Regions from separate parts of the Homo sapiens genome. Here region 2 is linked to region 1. The links are chromatin loops, found by intact Hi-C in ENCODE. Cell type or tissue: ovary. All regions are shown on one strand. Links, peaks and the distances in the headings refer to the core of each region. The heading gives the core; the rest is flanking DNA.

Evidence for each region. Peaks named below come from ENCODE experiments on the same cell type or tissue, not always from the same donor. Only the 100,000 strongest peaks of a DNase experiment are listed, where the experiment ranks them.
Region 2: a loop joins it to region 1, with 4 times the contacts of the local background. A loop is called at or near these places in 2 of 110 quality-filtered maps.

The regions. Positions count from the first base shown.
Region 1 is chr11:44,751,700-44,756,089 of GRCh38, forward strand. All of the region lies in intron 1 of TSPAN18 (tetraspanin 18), which reads left to right. Among named protein-coding and RNA genes, the nearest start is that of TSPAN18-AS1, 17 kb to the left of the region's middle. RefSeq lists enhancers at 1,195-2,003, 2,004-2,810. In ovary, for the core only: no CTCF peak of the experiment used is centred there; DNase peaks (open chromatin) are centred at 2,732 and 3,392.
Region 2 is chr11:44,811,443-44,815,832 of GRCh38, forward strand. The region is part of intron 2 of TSPAN18 (tetraspanin 18); the gene reads left to right. Among named protein-coding and RNA genes, the nearest start is that of TSPAN18-AS1, 77 kb to the left of the region's middle. In ovary, for the core only: no CTCF peak of the experiment used is centred there; a DNase peak (open chromatin) is centred at 1,671.

The sequences.
Region 1 (4,390 bases), core at 264-4,263:
TGAGGTCACTTGAGGTCAGGAGTTCAAGACCAGCCTGGCCAACGTGGTAAAGCCCCATCTCTACTAAAAATACAAAAATTATTTGGACATGATGGCAGGTGCCTGTAATCCCAGCTACTCAGGAAGCTGAGGCAGGAGAATCCCTTGAACCTGGGAGGCGGAGGTTTCAATGAGTCAAGATCACACCACCGCACTCCAGCCTGGGTGACAGAGCAGGACTCCATCTCAAAAAAAAAAAAAAGAAGTCATATATATCTCAGCTACCTAAAGCTAATATTTTGCGTATGTTTCTTCCCAGTTTTTTCCCTGTGTGTTGTGTATGTTTGCATGTTGTTAAGTAAAATATATGAGAAGCCAGTGTTTTGGACTGAACTCTAGCACTAGGCCCCAACACACCAACCCAAAATGGAGTCATTCAAGCTGAAGTGTCACATTATCAAACTAAAACCTAAATTGTTTACTTGTAAGATCTGACCTTCCAGGAAATCAGGAGGAAGATGATAGCTAAATCTCCAAAACAGGCTAGTTTTAGCTGATGTGATGAAGTCCTCTCTGTTTTAACCGATACAAGGAAAGTGACTTTAAATGACCAATCCACATTTTGTTCTTTGTTTCTGCCTTCTTTAGCCTTTTCCTGTCTATAAAGCCCATCCCTTCTATTCAGCTCAGCAGAACAACTTTCTTTCTTTCTTTTTTTTTTGACACAGGGTCTCACTCTGTTGCCCAGGCTGAAGCGCAGTGACTCTATCTTGGCAACAGAGCACCTTTCTGTTTTGTAGATGGGATGCTGCCCAATTCATGAATCACAATAAAAACAAATGAGATCTTTACAACTCAATTTGTTGAAATTTCATTTCTTTGACAGTTTGTGTGTGTGTGTGTGTGCACGTGCACATGTATGCATACATATATCTCTATATAAATGAGTATGTATTGTCAGTATAATTTAAACAATAAAGCCATGATTCTCATAAATCTAGAATGAACATGAGTCAAAGATTGATTTAATGAGGAGGCCAGCAAGATGGAAAAGCTAGCTCTCAGGAGAATTCAAGGAACAGTGATTATGTAGGCATTGGAGAAAGAATGCCTGAATATGATGGCTGGATTGGATATAAAACTGGTTAATGCCCTATAAGGCAGAAAACCATAACCTTGGGGTTTATCTGTTTTACTAGCCAAAAAAATCTACAAGTTCATGTGTAACTTTATACAAAGTTACATTCCTCTAGAATCCCCTGGGTAATTACAGGATTCTTGGGTAGGCTTGCTAAACAGTACTCCAATATGAGGTTGAAATGACACAGACCTCTCTTTGCCTTTTGCCACATTACAGATGACTTTTCTTAACAGTATCCATATATTCTTTTTGATCACATGCTAGAAAACACTGCGGACCTCACCTTTCTCACTTGATATTATAGCGCATCCATTTTCTTTTCTTTTTGAGACAGAGTCTTACTCTATCACTCAGGCTGGAGTGCAGTGGTGCCATCTCGGCTCACTGCAACCTCCGACTCCCTGGTTCAAGCGATTCTCCTGCCTCAACCTCCCGAGTAGCTGGGATTACAGGCATGCACCACCACCACACCCAGCTAATTTTTGTATTTTTAGTAGAGACAGGGTTTCACCATGTTGGCCAGGATGGTCTTGATCTCCTGACCTCACGATCCGCCCGCCTCAGCCTCCCAAAGTGCTGGGATTACAGGCGTTTGAGCCACCGCACTCAGCCAGCGCATCCATTTTCAAAAGAAAGTTTTGATCTGCTCATAAACCCAGCTTGACTCACCCTCTGTGGGTGCCCCCAGCATCTTCCTGGGGGTCCCAGGGTAGCTGGACTCGCCGCTGCCACCCTCACATTTTATTGTAATCTCCAATTTCCCTGTCTCTTTCTCCATTCGAACTGAGTTTTTTGAGATCATGGATTTGCTGAGCTGAACTGGCTTCCTGATCCCATCGTCCCAAGCATCTATTATGTGAGCACATAGTGATCGACTTCAGTGTGGCTTGCTGAGTGAATACACATGGATTTTAAGAAGCCTGGCTTTCGTCAGTTACAAAAGGATGAGCTGTGCTGTTAGGGATCGGCAGGGACTCCTCTTCTGGAGTATTTGAGTCAAAGCAGCTCCCACCTCTCATGCAGGGTGACAGCCTATCCACTACTCCCATCTCTAATTCTGCCATTTAATTGTATTTGGACGCAACACACTTAGTCTAGAAAACCAGTCATGCGTCTTTTCACTAGGACTCCCTTGACCGAGCTCTCTGGTTTTCTAACTTTCTTTGCTAATCAAGGTCTTAAAGGGGTAAAAAGTTCTTGGCCTCCTAAAGCTTAGGAGGGACAAGTGTGACTTGAAGGATTAATCTCCACGCTATGAATTTTAAAGCTCTCTGGTTCCATGTGCTGGGAAAAGCCATCAAAATGCTAATGACTCTGTGGTCTTGCCTCCTGCGGACCTTTTCTGCATTAGAATATATTTACATGGACTTGAGCAGGGAAGCATTACAAAGAGTTGGGGTGCAGTTTTCCCAGTATTCCGCTGCAGCCCTGTGGGTTATAAAGTCTGAATTAATAGCCCCAGTTGCGGCCTTCAGCTTCCTTGCTAGCTGCAGGGTGGCCAGTTTAGAAACATCTCTATTACTGGCGTGTGGCTTTTTAATACTGCTTCTCTCCGAGGCAGACTATCCTTGGGCATGCGTTCCTGTGTGTTTAATACTGCACATTGCATCCACGTGGAGTTCAGGGTCTGGAACATGTTGAGACACAATTCATACCAAAGCCAACTTCAGCACTGAGACAGTCTCTGTTCTTCTTGAACCATGTGCCAAAGCACTGGCTGTGCTTGTAACCTTTGAAAGCCTGGTATCTTTGCTCAAACAGCCCAATGACCCAAGATGTAAGATCTCAGATGTATCCTTGAGAGGATTAATACTATGGTGTTGGCCACACCTGGCCTCTAATGCAGGCTGGAGTTAATGAGTGCCGTGGCTTGGGCAGCTTTGGCTCTGTGACTGTGGTTAAGATGCCTGACTCCTCTGAGCTGTGCGGTGTAGGAGAAAGAAGAGTGCAGTTTAGATGAAAAGGGAGGTCCAGTGGATAGTCCTTGTCCTTACCTCCTTGAAGTGATGAGAAAGTGCTTTCAGACAGCACAAAGAGGGAGCAGATGTGGGACAATGCCCACCGATGGCAAGAGGTTTTGGGCTGCCACAGGCTACACATGCTCTTTCCTACTCAGTTGACCAGTGCGGCTGTGTCTGTCTATGGCAGGTCCTACACAGGAGGGCACACAGAGACCCTGGCTGGCATGTGCTGTCTGCAGAAAAGCCCCAGACCAGATGGGAGGCGTGAGGGGAAATGATTCTTAACAGCAGTTGCATTGAGAATAAACAGTCTCAGGCAATCATTTATGGGGATTGGGACATTCCCTCCCTCCCTGGCCCTTCCACCCTCCTCATCCCACCAAGAGCTAATGGGCTCAGATCGGAAGGCCCATGCTTCTGGGTAGACCCTTGGGGCCCCTTGCTGGCAGTGCCCAGAGCCTGCTGCACTGTGTCAAGTACAGTAAGGAACAGCCTCCTCTTTCTGAGCAGGAATAGATCCCCATCTTTCTGAGGATGTCATGGTTTCACTTCAGCCCCACTGAGACCCTGAGGCACAATTAACCAGGCTGATTGGGACTCATTCTGGGAACAAAGGGTGCTGGGCCCAGTGACAGGACGAGCAGGTGGGAAGCGCTTCCCTCCCCCAGCCAGACAAGTGCAGGTGGAGAGCCCGGCAGACACTGCAAGGTTCTCAGCGCTCAGGTGGCTTCATTAAGGGCTGCCCTGGGGTTTGCTGAGCTGGGGACGCAGCCCCAAGACATCCTGAGCATGCCTTGGCTCTCCTCCCTCTCCCCTGCCCCCACACCAACCCCCTATGTAGCTAATTTAAAACAAAGCAAAACAAAGCCCTGGCTTTGCTTTGGAGCCATAAATTGCAGAGCTTTTATCTGTCAACAAGCAATGCATCAGGCTGGCAGTGGCCCAGCCTGGATCCTGTGGCCTGGCATCGGCTTGGGAGACGAGGTCTGAGGCTGAGCTGGCATCCAGGGTCTCCCTGAGGACGCTGCTCCTTCTTGGGGCATAAGGCCAAATTCTTATGGCCTCGGGACTCAGAAGGGTGGCTATTTCTCCTAGGAGCCAGGAAGAGATGTAGGGTGACTAGGGTTGGGAGTACAGAGCCAGGGTGGGGAGAAGGGGAGACAGAGAGAGAAATGGAGAGAGAGGGAAAGAGAGATGGAGAGAGAGATGGAGGAGGGAAGAGGGAGATGGAGAGAGAGTTTGCCAACAGAAGCTAACCAGGGAAAGGCTTATCACTGGGTTGGTCAACTCTCTCTCTTCCTTTGTTCCT
Region 2 (4,390 bases), core at 162-4,161, 60 kb after region 1:
ATGTACCACATTTTAGGATTTTTTTTTTTTTTTTGAGATGGAGTCTCGCTCTTGTTGCCCAGGCTGGAGTGCAATGGCACAATCTCGGCTCACTGCAAACTCCACTTCCTGGGTTCAAGTGATTCTCCTGCCTCAGCCTCCCGAGAAGCTGGGATTACAGGCACCCGCCACCACACCTGGCTAATTTTTTTGTATTTTTGATAGAGATAGGGTTTCACCATGTTGGCCAGGTTGGTCACGAACTCCTGACCTCAGGTGATCCACCCGCCTTGGCCTCCCAAGGTGCTGAGATTACAGGCATGAGCCACTGCACCCGGCCTATGTTTTATGCTTTTTAAAGAACATTTAGCCCTGAGTGTAAAGTCAGGGCTCTGCAAATATTTGTTCAAGGAGTTAATCACAGCACTATTTTGATGTGCTGACAAGTTCCTTAATGAAGATGGCTGCTATTGGTAAAATTAGGAACCCCCAGGGGGAGAACAGAAGGGTCAGCTCATTCCCCGGGATGACAGCTGTCCCAGTTAGCCCTGTGAGTGGGCAGGGCTGGCAATGCCATATGTTGCTAGTGGTCGACTTCGGTGGAAACAGGCCCTGTGGTTTCCTTCTTTCATCACTCTCAATGAGTAATCAAACACGCTTACCTCCCAGGTCTCTGCCAGGTGGGCCTGCAAGCTGGGGGCATCCTCCGTCCTGTACAGCCAGGCAGGTCTAACCAAGGCAAAGAGCATGCACTTTGTAGATCTGCAGGCCTGGGTTCCAAACCCAGCCTGGCCACTTCCTGGCTGTGTGACCTGGGGCAAATGACTTAGCCTCTCTGGGCCTCAGTTCCCTGATAGGGTTACAGGAGTGATGACATGAGTGCTAGCTTGTAATGTGCTCAGCGAGGTGCTTGGTGCATATTAGGGCTCAGATCTGTGATTGTTGTTACTATGCCCTTTCCCTCCTTCCTTCCTGCTGTGTGTATGATGTAGGACCTTCTTGTGTCTGATGTGTAACTGATGTTGCAGTTAAACTAAAAGAATCCTCTGCTGTCATGGAGGGCAGTCCAGTGGGGATGACGCATAAACAGACTCACAGAGGGGGCACCACGTGCTGCTGGAACCCAGGGGAGGTGGTGCAAACTCTGATGGGGGCCCATCTTCACAGACTCCCTAGTCTGGTTCCTAGAGAATGAATAGTGGAAAAGGTGGGGCTAACATTCCTATTGCCCATCCACTGACCCCACCCCCAAAGGGTGCCAGGGATCATTAAGGCACAGACCAGGTTCATGAAATAGCTTTACTGGGCTCAAAGAGATGCTGCAGGATTCTTAGCTAAAGCGGGTATCTGAGGGAGGGAGAGGGGGTGCCACGGGCTGCCCTCAGGCTGTGATGCTGCTTTGGCACCATTGGGGTCCCTAGGGTTCCTAGGAATGTTAAGACAGACCAGTGTACATACACACACACAGAAACACACAGAGCACTATTGCTTATTTGCCCTGAGAAAAATTAATGCTTCATGTGTTGAATGAGGGAGCAAAGCCCTGTGTCTGTGTGCGGCTCCCCGACACCAGGCCTGCTCTTTCTGGGGCCACCCATAACCCTCACCTTGCAGCAGCCTGCTGGCCGTCTCTCTGTGCCCAGCTTCCTCACTCTCCCAGGGAAAGGGCTGCCTTGATTTCTCCCAGTCCTGCCAGTCCATTCCTGGCCTCAGCGGCCTGGCGCTTCTGTCTCCTGCAGGCCAGGCACCCGGTCAGGCTGCTTCTGGAGAGATGACCCTGAGCAGGGGAAGACCATCTGCATGCCCTGTGCGCAGGAAGCCACAGGCCACGGCATGAGGACAGACACAAAGGAGAGGGTGTGCTTTGAGTGGATATGGGCCAAATCCTGGCTTAGTTTTCACTGTGTGATCACGGCAAGTCAGGGAACCTCTCTGAGTCTTGGTTTCCAGAGGGGGAAAGTGGGAATCATGATACTTCTTGCATTTGTGGGGTTAAAACGATGTATATAAAGTGCCTGGCACAGTTCAAGTGCTCAGCACACGGTGGTTATGAGCACAGTGTGAGTGAATTGGAGACAGTCTTACCCTTTCTCATGTCCAGGAGTGGCTGCCAAAGGGCTCTTGAAATTTCCACTCAGCAGGCGCTGCTGGGAGTAAGACCTCTATGAACTGGCTTTGTGCCCCTCCTTGCTGTGTGACCTTGAGTAAGACACTTGGTCTCTCTGAATGAGGTTAGAAACGGGAATTGTACAACCACTATCAATGCCAGGGTCCCAGCTGCATGCATGACAAAAATACACTTCAGAGGCTGTTATTTTGCAAGAGGCACAAAACCTTGCCTGGAGAGGCCCAGGAAGGAGTGCATAGACCAGAGGGCAGACTATCACAGAGGGCTGAGCTGAGCAGCACAGAGCCCTCCTGGGTCCTCTGCACACTTGGGATCCAACCACGCCCAGACCTGGAGAAAAGCCTGCATAATGCAGGGGCCAAGATGTAAAAATAAAAATCAAGGGTGCAGAGATCCTGGGAATGGGGCCTTGGAGATAGATCCTTCAGGGATCGTTGAACTTTATAAAGCAGCAAAGCCACTTTTTCAAAGGAAAGCCCAAATAGAAAACAGACAAAAGCAAGAAAGGAGTCCTCAGGCAGTTTAATTCTTCATTGTTTGGTGGAAAATGCCTCATTGTTTGTGGCATCTCTGCAGAGAACCAGAATGGAGGTTCCCAGACTTCATTTCCTTTACCAATAATTTTTTAAAAAAAGTCAGGACTGACATCTGCATCTGGTTGCCAATCTCTTCCTGTTGCAGAATAAGGATTTTTTTTTTAAGATAACAATCATCCCTTATCACCATTATTTCTTGGAAGAAAGAATATTTGCCCCTCTTCCCATCCCCCAGATAGGAAGGACTGGGCTTTACAATGAAGACACGTGGCTCCATGAAAACTCACTGTCTTGTCTTGAGTTTTCTCATTTGCTTATTTGAAAATCACAACAGCAGAGCAGGATGTGTGAACCCCTTCCAGAAGGTTTCCAGCCACATGGTTTGAAAAGCATTGACTAGTCCCAGTGCCTCATTTTGCAGATGTGAAAACTGAGATCCTGAAAATAATACAGTGCACTCAGCAACACTTTGTGTCTGTGCCATGCTATGCACCAAGCCTGAGTTAATACTGGGGCTTCAGAGAGAAACACCATCTAGGAGGGTCCCAGAGGGAGTTGGTGGTAGAATCCATCCATCCATCCATCCATCCATCCATCCATCCACCCACCCACCCACTCATTCATCAATGGTAAATGGTGTGGCCACTACAATAGACCAGCCAACCAGGAGTACAAGCTATGAACAGGGCCTACAAGGTACTGCCTACTGGGTTTAAAGTCTGATAGAGCAGGCTGCTAAAACTAAAGAAAGCAAGTACATAAGATAATTTCAGAGAGTAAAAAGTGATGCAAAGATGATGAAATATGATAAGATGGAAGGGTGACAATGGGGGCTGCTTGGGTGTGTCCCTCTGATGGGAGAATATTGTGCAAAGAAGACCTGAACCATGAGAAGAATCTCACTATGCAGAGAGCTGGCAGAAGAGCATTCCAGGCAGAGGAAATGGCAAGATAGAAAGGTGCTTGGCGTGGGAGCATGGCAGTGGGAAGATTAGAGTGGCAGATGGTGAAGCCAGTCAGAGGCTTTACTGTGGGCCTAGGAAGGGCTCAGCAGGCAGGCAGCTAGGCTCCCACCTGTAATGTAGGGCAGGCACTCCTGGGGGCTTCCAGGCCCCACTGGGACCTGCCTTCTACCTTGACATATGGATCCAGGCACAGACTAGAGTGATCCACGGGCTGGATGCATTTCTCTCCTCATTTCTCAATCCATCTTGTGTCGAAACAAGGGACCAAAATGAGCCCATGTGCACTCCCAGAAGATGACTAAGAATGGAGAGGCCAAAGGCTGACTTCTTCAGCTCTGCTGCTGATCAGCCCTTCCTCAGGGGTGGCTGGACTGTGGGCCGGATGGGGGCACCCTCAGGGTTAGGGTGTGTGGTCTGGAGGCCTGCCCAGCCGAGGTGTGTTCTTTTGTCCCTGGAGTGTGTGGTGTGTGAAGGGGGGTCTGGGGAGTTGAGGGCTGATGGGATTTGGTTACTTGCTCAACAATTATGTATTGAGCACCTACCCTGTGCTGGGGATTGCTCTAGAATGGCCCCAGGGATACCATGGTGATAATGATAAATACATACATGCCTTAGATAAACTCAGGCCATGGTGAGTGCCCACAAAATAAAAGGAGCTCATGGAGCATGATGGAGGAGTAGGGAGGGTGCGGGAGACTTCAGCTCACTGGGCAGGGGCAGCTTCTCTTGGAGGAGCGGGCAGTTGAGAGCAAGCTTGACAGCCCACCAGCCATGTGTCATCA